Regions from separate parts of the Homo sapiens genome. Here region 2 is linked to region 1. The links are chromatin loops, found by intact Hi-C in ENCODE. Cell type or tissue: adrenal gland. All regions are shown on one strand. Each heading gives the region's core, and the rest is flanking DNA. Links, peaks and the distances in the headings are about the cores only.

What was found. A loop is a pair of places that touch in the nucleus more often than their neighbours do. Peaks named below come from ENCODE experiments on the same cell type or tissue, not always from the same donor. Only the 100,000 strongest peaks of a DNase experiment are listed, where the experiment ranks them.
Region 2: it touches region 1 in a loop (4-fold over the local background); 65 of 110 quality-filtered maps call a loop at or near these places.

Annotation. Positions count from the first base shown.
Region 1 is chr20:43,535,862-43,540,249 of GRCh38, forward strand. L3MBTL1 (L3MBTL histone methyl-lysine binding protein 1) reads left to right here. Exons shown (of 22, transcript NM_001377303.1): 17 at 1-75; 18 at 236-433; 19 at 548-597; 20 at 4,290-4,388. Among named protein-coding and RNA genes, the nearest start is that of SGK2, 21 kb to the right of the region's middle. In adrenal gland, for the core only: a CTCF peak has its summit at 2,398 (motif pointing right); a DNase peak (open chromatin) is centred at 2,420; H3K27ac peaks cover 873 bases.
Region 2 is chr20:44,085,227-44,089,614 of GRCh38, forward strand. No RefSeq gene overlaps it. Among named protein-coding and RNA genes, the nearest start is that of JPH2, 100 kb to the right of the region's middle. In adrenal gland, for the core only: no CTCF peak of the experiment used is centred there; no DNase peak of the experiment used is centred there.

The sequences.
Region 1 (4,388 bases), core at 285-4,284:
CCCTGGGGGCTGTCCCCCTCTCAGCTATAGGAGCCTGCCCCACACTAGGACCTCCAAATACAGCTTTCACCACCGGTGAGTGAAGGTTCCTGGTGAGAGACCCTCAGCGTTGTTTTGCACTTACTGCATGCAGGCGACTGGGGTCCACCAAAACACACTCCAGCTGGGACCAGGGCTGAGGAGGGCTCAGCGGGGACCAGTGGATTAAACCCAACTGAAGTCTCTTCTTCCCCAGGAAGTGCCCCACTCCTGGTTGCGACGGCTCTGGCCATGTCACAGGCAAGTTCACAGCTCACCATTGCCTCTCAGGCTGCCCACTGGCTGAGAGGAACCAGAGCCGGCTGAAAGCGGAGCTGTCTGACTCGGAGGCCTCAGCCCGCAAGAAGAACCTCTCAGGCTTCTCCCCAAGGAAGAAGCCTCGCCATCACGGCCGGTATGGAGGCCAGGGAATCAGGGCCCGGGCTTCCTGGGGGTGTGGGGCCTTGTAGCCTCTTGGACTGGGCCAGACACTGATTCCCTGCCATGGACCTGGTCCGTCTTTCTCCAGAATTGGACGCCCTCCGAAGTATCGAAAGATTCCGCAGGAAGATTTCCAGAGTAAGTCTGGGTTATCTGCTCCTATGTCCTCCACCACAGAGTGTTCACAGCGAGTGCTCTGTCATTGGTGGGATGAGACAGATTTCCCAGAGTGGGAGAAGCTAGAAGGAGGGCTGTGCCTCTTCGTTTGAGATACTGAGAGCACAGAGCAGTGGCAAAAGCAGTGGAGGGGCCTTGAGTGACCTTGGGTTCCAATCTCATGTCCCCCATGGCCTTGCTGTGAGTCTGTGGGGAGGGTACAGAGCTTCTCGGGGCCTTTGGTTCTCACTGTGCAGCAAGATGATGCTCCTGCTCTTCTCTGATTCTAGGCTTCCTGGGAAGGAGGCCATGGCCATCACTTTCTACCTGTGTGATCTTAAGCAAGTCACTTAACATCTTTGAGCTTCAGTTTTCTCACTTGAGTAACTGGATAAAACCTGCCTTTCCATTGTCAATACCTGAAATAACAGTGGTTACTACCACTGCTTACTGAGCATCTACTATGGGCCAGGCACTATGCCAGGTTCTTTACACATACTGTGTCTAACTCTCACAAGAGTTCTCTAACATGTATATTGTTCTTCTGTGAGAGGAGGAATGTGAGTCTCAGAGGGTGATGTCACTTGCCCAAGGTCATTCACCTTGTAAGGGGGAGAGCTGGCATTCCAACTCGGATCTGGCCTGACTCCTCCTGCTGCATGCTGCTGGTATAAGAGACATAAAGCACCTAACCCAAATGTCAGTTCACTTCTCACTCCCCTTGCACTAGCGTGCTTGCTGCTGTAACAAAAATACCATAGACTGGGTGGCTTACACAATAGAAATTTATTTTCCACAGTTCTGGAGGCCAGAAGTCCAAGATCAAGGTGTTGGCAGGCTTGATTTCTTCTGAAGCTTCCCTCCTTGGCTTGCAGATGGCTGCCTTCTTGCTGTGTTCTCACATGGTCTTTCTTCTGTGCACAAGCATTCCTGGGGTCCCATGATGTGTCCAAAGTGTCTCTTCTTGTAAGGATACCAATTGAATTGGATTAGGGCCCATCCTAATGACTTCATTTTAACTTAATCACTCTTTAAAGGCCCTTTTTCCAAATGCAGTCCCATTCAGAGGCACTGGGGGTTAGGGCTTCAGCATATGAATTTTGCGGGGACACATTTTAGCCCATAACATACTTCAGCGGGAGGGGCATAGTGGCTGAGCCCTCCCCTAGGTGGTGAATTCATCTTACATCTTCAGCCACTAGTACAGGGCCTGATGCACAGCAGGGACGCCTCAGTTGAATGGAATGCATGTCATTTTAAGGCTAAAAGAGACCTTGAGAAATCACCTGGTTTAGTGCACCTTGGCGAGACCCAAGCTGTCCCAATTCTTCAAGAACAGTCTCTGTAACCTGGGCAGTAAGTAACATAGTGATAAAAAGCATAGCCCTGAAGTCAGACTACCTTTTACAGGCTGAGAGATCTTGGGTGGGTGACACTCCTCTCTGAGCCTCACCTTCCTTATCTGTAAAATGCTGATAATAATCGTACCCACCGTATGATGTGGTGAGAGGCTTAACTGAGATGTTCCATGTGAGGTGCTTAGCACAGCTCCCTGCCAGTATTATTAGTCTGAGTCTCTTGCCTCACTTCCTCTTGCTGTCATCTCATACTGTTTCCTCTTTGTGGGAACAGAAGCAGTTTCTTCAGCCTCAGACCTGAGTGATGAGGGTCTTGGCCAGCACCTAGACCCTCAGAGTAAGGACTCCTAAGGATCAAACTGCAGTGGGCACCTCTTGTACCCATCTGTGGTACCCATGGTCAAGTCCACTGCAGGACCAAGTTCTGACCACCAGAGGGCACTTGCCTACTGTGTTCATCCCAGAATTAGGCTGTAGAATTCTTGGGAAGCTACATCTTTCCAGAGGCTGAGACTATGTCACGGAACTGGCAAAGAAGGGCTCACCCAGATCCTTGAGGCACTTCAAGGATAGAGCAGGGGTCATTGCCCAGGTCTCACTTCCACAGGGCACCCCTGCTCTTCTAGCTGGCCTGTCACCCAGAAGAGCCACTGGTCACTCTGGGTTTTGTTCCAGAGGCAACTTCTTACATACTGGTGGGTAGACCTCCTTAGTGTAGGCTCTGAGGTTTGCTGGTGAACAATTCCATAGGAAGATCTGCCCGGAGAGGACAGGGCTTGGCTGGGCTTAGTCTTTAGGCCTAGGAGTGTCAGCTACTGAAGGAACTGAGGAGCCATGTCTGACCTGCAACTGGATGGTCTGCAGTTAGATAAGACACTGTAACTGCTGGTAAGCACTCCTGGCCTGTGCTCTTCCCTGTGCTCTGGGGAAGAAAGATAAGGAGAAAAGCTCCCTACAAACTTGATGTTGTCTCCCAAACCCCACCCCAGGGTATGAAACCCAGATACAGGGTTTCAGAGAGGGAGTACCTGGGTGTACCAGAGGCCAAACCTGTGGCCAGGTAGATGAGGTGCTAGTGGTGCTAGCTGTCATGAGAGATGCTGAGTGTGCCCCAGACGGGCCATGAGAGGAGCTGGCTGAGCAGGGAGATGGGGCTGTCTGGGGTATGGGCAGGTATTAGGATTTCGCTGATGAACAGAGAGAGCAGCAGGAAGGCAGTGGCACAGAAGTGTGGTTGGTAGGGCTGAGGATGGAATCCCAGAGGCTTTGTGGGTGAATGGAGGTGGAAAAGCCAGGCTGAAAGGCTGACACTCAGGGAGAGAGGGCAGGACAATCTGTGACCAACAGGGAGGGTCTTTGACAAGAGGGCACTTGGAGGTGCTGCATTGATGAGCATCTGGAATTAGCACCAGGAGAATAAAGAGCCAATGCTCCTGGACCATGGACAGAGGCTGGGAAAACCCCTTGGGAAAGTGGCCACATTGCACAAGGCCGGCCAAGGCTGACAGCAGTGAGTGGGGCCAGGTTTGTCAAAGCAGCCAGAGGGGGATGAAGTCCAAGTTGGCACGTGCCAGGCCCCACCAAGGGGGAGGCCAAGCTGAGCAGCATCGGTCATCAGCTCAGTACAGCTGCTTGAGGTAGGAGGTTGGGGCCAGTGATCCCAGAGGCAGACCAGGAAGCAAAGCCACAGGCAACATGGAGCTGGGGAGTGGGTCAGGGATCACCCTCTAGTGCTGGCATAGGCAGTAGTACAGACCGGGCTGGTGGAGGAAGGGGAGGAACTGGAGCTTGAGGCAATGGCAGTGGCCAGAGGGGTGGTCTTCAGCCTGGTCAGGGGGACTGTGATTCTGAAGCAGAATCACCCTGGCTCTGAGAAAGTTGGTCGTGGCCCGGAAGGACTCATGAGAAGAAGAGTAAACAGAGTGGACTTCTGACATCAAGGCTGAGCTTGTTTGGATGTTAAGGACCCTTTTGATGGTTGGCATCTAGAAAATTATGTCTTTAGAGATGCTGCAGCAGCTCCAAGAGAGTATCCTTGCAGGGCCCAGGGTGGTGCAGCCTCAGAGAGACGGGGTGAGGGTCATTCCGAATAGCTGACCTGAGAGTCTTTAAGAGAGTCACTTTACCAGCAGGAGTGAACACTGTGTGAGGAGTCAGGAGATACGGCTCACCCTCTTGACTCTACAGGCTGTCAGAAGGGGCCCGGAGTCCTGTCTACTCTGCCAGCCAGTCTCCTGAGTGGTGTGGGTATGCATGGGCTTCGGGAACAGTTTAGTCATCCTCGTTGGCCTGCCAGCCTCTGCCTCTGCTTTCCAGCCCTCACGCCCGATGTCGTGCACCAGTCCCTCTTCATGTCAGCCCTGTCGGCCCACCCTGACCGCTCACTCTCAGTGTGCTGGGAGCAGCACTGCAAGC
Region 2 (4,388 bases), core at 215-4,214, 550 kb after region 1:
GCTTCCACTCATTGTCAGTAGCACCCCCACCAGGCCCAACAACTAAAAGTGTCCCCAGAGATTGCCCAATGTCCCCTGGAGGACAAAGCCATCCTGGATTGAGAACCACTGGGTTAAAGTAAGTAACAGGATCAGCACAGCTCCCAGGGCAGGGGCTGTATAAGCGTGGGAACGGCAGCAGGCTCCCTGAGGGCCACCAATGGGACAGTCTCCCGCTTCAGGATCACTTGGAACTTGCCTTGAGATTTGCAGGACACAACCCACAATCCCCAGATCTTTTTTTTTTTTCTTAGAGACAGAGGTTCACTCTGTTGCTCAGGCTGGAGTGCAGTGGTGCAATCATGGCTCACTGCAGGCTTGAACTCCCAGGCTCAAGGGAGGCCTCAGCCTCCTGAGTAGCTGGGACTACAGGCACATGCCAATGCATGCCCGGCTAATTTTTATTTTTATTTTTGTAGAGATGGGGGTCTTGCAATGTTGCCCAGACTTGTCTCAAACTCCAGGGATCAAGTGATCCTCCTGCCACTCAGAGTGCTGGGATGACAGGTATGAGCCACGTGCCTGGCCCCCCAGAAACCTTGAATCCCTTGTGTTCTACCTTATGAAGTGAGTCCCAGGTGGGGGTCAGAAGCTGGCATCCAGGTCCAGGACCCCATGGAGCGTTACCTGTGACTTTGGATGCTTCTGCACACTTGTTGCCAACTTGAGATGCTGAATTCAAACCACCACAGAGCTGCTCCCCGTACCAGGTGAGAAGTGTGGGAAAATGGTTTGAAGCCACGTGGTTTGCCCTGGGCAGTCTAACGGGCAAGACATGAATGCACATGTGTCTAGGTTGGGCACTGCAAAAAAAGACGCCACATCTAAGGGCAACAGGGCAAACATACTAACTTGCATGAGTGGCAGAGGTAAAGATTCATGGGCTCCCGCCTGAGTCCTGGAGCAGCACAGGAGAGCCCCTGCCCACCTAAACCAGTGCTGGCAGCCCCAGCCATGCCACAGGCTTGGGAGAACACGTTCACCCTGTGCTGCACCCTCCGCTGCCCAACCCCAAACCTACATTGTGGCCTCGGTGTGGCAGGCTGCTGGCGGGAGCACACGCGGCATCTGGGGTAGCTGTGTGTGAAGCACAGAGCGTGGCACCTGTGTGTGCAGCGGAGTTCGCCTGGGAGGAAGCCACATAGCATTTGCCTGATTTCTTGTATGTTGCATACACGCTGGATGCTGATTTAGAAGGGCTGTTTTTGGTTGGTTTGTTTTTAAAGGATACATTTTCACATCTCCATCTCTGTAGCCATGACCCAAAACAAAATGGAACGTTTCCATCACCCCAATAGTTCCCACGTGCCCTTGTTCCTCAGTGATTTCACCCACCTCCCTCCACACCACCTCCCCAGGTAACCACCACCCTAACTGTTATTGCCATAAACTGAGTTTGCCTCCTGTTCTATCGTTTTATATAAATGGACTCATATATGGTTATCTTTTCTGTCTGGCTTTTCTTCAGCACCATTTTACGAGATTCATTCCTGCAGCTGTGTATAGCCATCCCTTGACTTTTTTTTTTTGCAACCAAGTCTTGCTCTGTTGCCCAGGCTGGAGTGCAGTGGTGCGATCCTGGCTCACTGCAACCTCCACCTTCCCAGTGCAAGCCATTCTCCTGCCTCAGCCTCCCGAGTAGCTGGGATTACAGGCTTACACCATCATGCCTGGCAAGTTTTTTTGTATTTTTTAGTAGAGATGGGGTTTCACCATGTTGCCCAGGCTGATCTCTAACTCCTAGGCTCAAGCAATCCACCCGCCTCAGCCTCCCAAATCCCTTGTACTTTTTATTGGTGTGCAATATGATAAAAAGAAGCTTGGTTTATGAAACTGCAGTTCCTAACTGGATGCTACTGTTTAAGGCCCAGTGCCAGAGCCCCTACCCCCTCCTTCTCTCCTTCCCCGAACTCCGTCTTTACACTTTGGCCATGACCACTGTCACCCAATTCACCTAGAGTGAGCGTCCCATTCCGCCTCAGTCAGCCCCCAGGGCCACCTGTGATTGTTCAGGCTGTGCAATGCCATCCTGACTCCAACAATCCCTGGGGGAGAGGTGACGGATATCCTAACTACCCTGCTTCGATTATGATACATGGTATGCATGTACCAAAATATCACATGTACCCCATAAATATTGTATATCAAAGATGGAGAATTACTGTAAAAAACAATGACCGGAGGAAGAGAAGCCTTTTTCCAGTTTACACCCTGGCCGTGTCTGGCTGGCAGCAGATTCTCCACTTCCCACAGCCAGAGCCTTTTAAAAACTGGTTTGGCCCCAATGCCATTGCTGCAGCTGGAACGGGTACAGCTGGCTCATCTAGGATAGAAAGTGCATGGCCAGCTTTGTGTGAAAGGAGAGGAAACTCTCCCCCTGCACGTAGCTGCTGCTGCTGGATTCCAAATTCCTTGTCCTGTCCTCCTATCTTCCCCATATCCTGCCCCAACTTATCCTTGAGGCACTGTTCCACTGCAGCCCTGCCCACTCCCGCCAGAGCCATGGGCACACCAGCCACCACCCTTCCAGGGAATGCAGTGCGGCAGAGCACATAGGCCACATCGCTGGCCGTTCAGCCACCTCACGCAGCCTCAACTTCCTCATTTGTAAAATGGGCGTAATGACAGCAACTAGCTCATTTGGTGGGAAAACATAAGATCATCTAGGTAAAGTCCTGGCACAGTGCCTGGTGCACAAGTCGTCACTGAATATTACCTTTTGGTTGATCTGTGCAGGACAGTTCCCCAGGCGGCCTTGGGCCAACCCATCAACCCAGTTCTCCTTGCCTGCCCCCCACCCCTGCCCACCTCCCCCGCAACTTTTTTTTTGAGACAGAATCTCACTCTGTCACCCAGGCTGGAGTGCGGTTGTGTGATCTTAGCTCACTGTGCAACCTCCACCTCCTGGGTTCAAGCGATTCTCCTGCCTCAGCTTCCCAAGTAGCTGGGATTACAGATGTGTGCCACCACACCTGGCTAATTTTTGTATTTTTAGTAGAGTTGGGGTTACACCATGTTGGCCAGGCTGGCCACGAACGCCTGACTTCAAGCGATCCACCCGCCTTGGCCTCCTGAAGTGCTGGGATTACAGGCGTGAGCCACAATGCCCAGCTACCCACTTTTTTGCTTAAGGTTCTCAGGACTAACTTGGCGTGTGCTGGGAATGCAATATCCTGAGATACGCAGGAACTGGCTACAACAGCCCAGGCTCTATTCCTCTTTCCCCTACAAACGGGGTATCCTTAGGTGTTTTAGCCCAGCCTATCGTGTTGCCCCTGAAGTATACAACCTGGGCTGGGCTGTCTTTTGGGGTATCTCAGATGTGGTACAATTGGGGCACACACACAGAGACTCCATTCACCCCGGGCAGATTTCCTGAGCCTGGGGGACTGGCTTACAATGAATCCCAGGCTTCTGTTGTCCCTTGCTGCCTGTCTGTAAGTAATAAACCCATTTCATTTCATGTAACTTGTGTACGTGGGTGTTCTATCTCACCAGATTCAGGCAAGCTGCTCACCAGCACACAGAAACTCTGCTCCACAACCTGGGATCTAGTTGAAACTCCGGCACTAGTGCCAATTTGAGAGGGCTCAATGTCTGGGTAAAAATACACTTCTACCCCTGTCCTTCAGTTTCCCCATCTATAAAAGAGATGGTATGCCTGTAATCCCAGCACCTTGGGAGGCCGAGGTGGATGGATCACTTGAGACCAGGAGTTCAGGACCAGCCTGGCCAACATGGCAAAACCTCATCCCTACTAAAAATACAAAAATTAGCCAGGTGTGGTAGTGCATGCCTGTGGTACAGGTAACCCATAAAGTCACTTCCAAACCTCACATTCTATAAAGCTGTGATTCCCAGAGGCTGAGAGCTCACCACCACCTTTTTTGTACTTTCATTTTAAATATTTAAATCTTCAATCCATTTGCGAGTGACTTTAGTGCAAAGTATGAGCCATGGATCTAAGTTTACTTTTTCCCCAAATGGTTGCCCAGTTGTCTCTTTGCTATGTATTAAAGGTTCCATTTCACCTTTTTGAGTGACACTCCTTTAATTAGAAAATTGGGTCCATTTCTGGATTTTAAAAATCTTATTCCATTGATCCATTGATTTTAGTGTAGATTTTTAATACAATGAAGTATTTTTGTGGGTGAAGCAACCTCTAGTTTCTTTCTGAAATATTTTAGATGTATAAACAGTACAGAGAGAATATAACTAGCACCTAGGCAACCTCCACCAATCTTAAACTTCAGTCAGAACTCAACTCCCCACACACAGTTATAGTCAAAGTTCCCATGTGCTTCATTCTGCCAGTTTCCATCCTCCTCTGAAAGTAGCTGCTTCGAGTT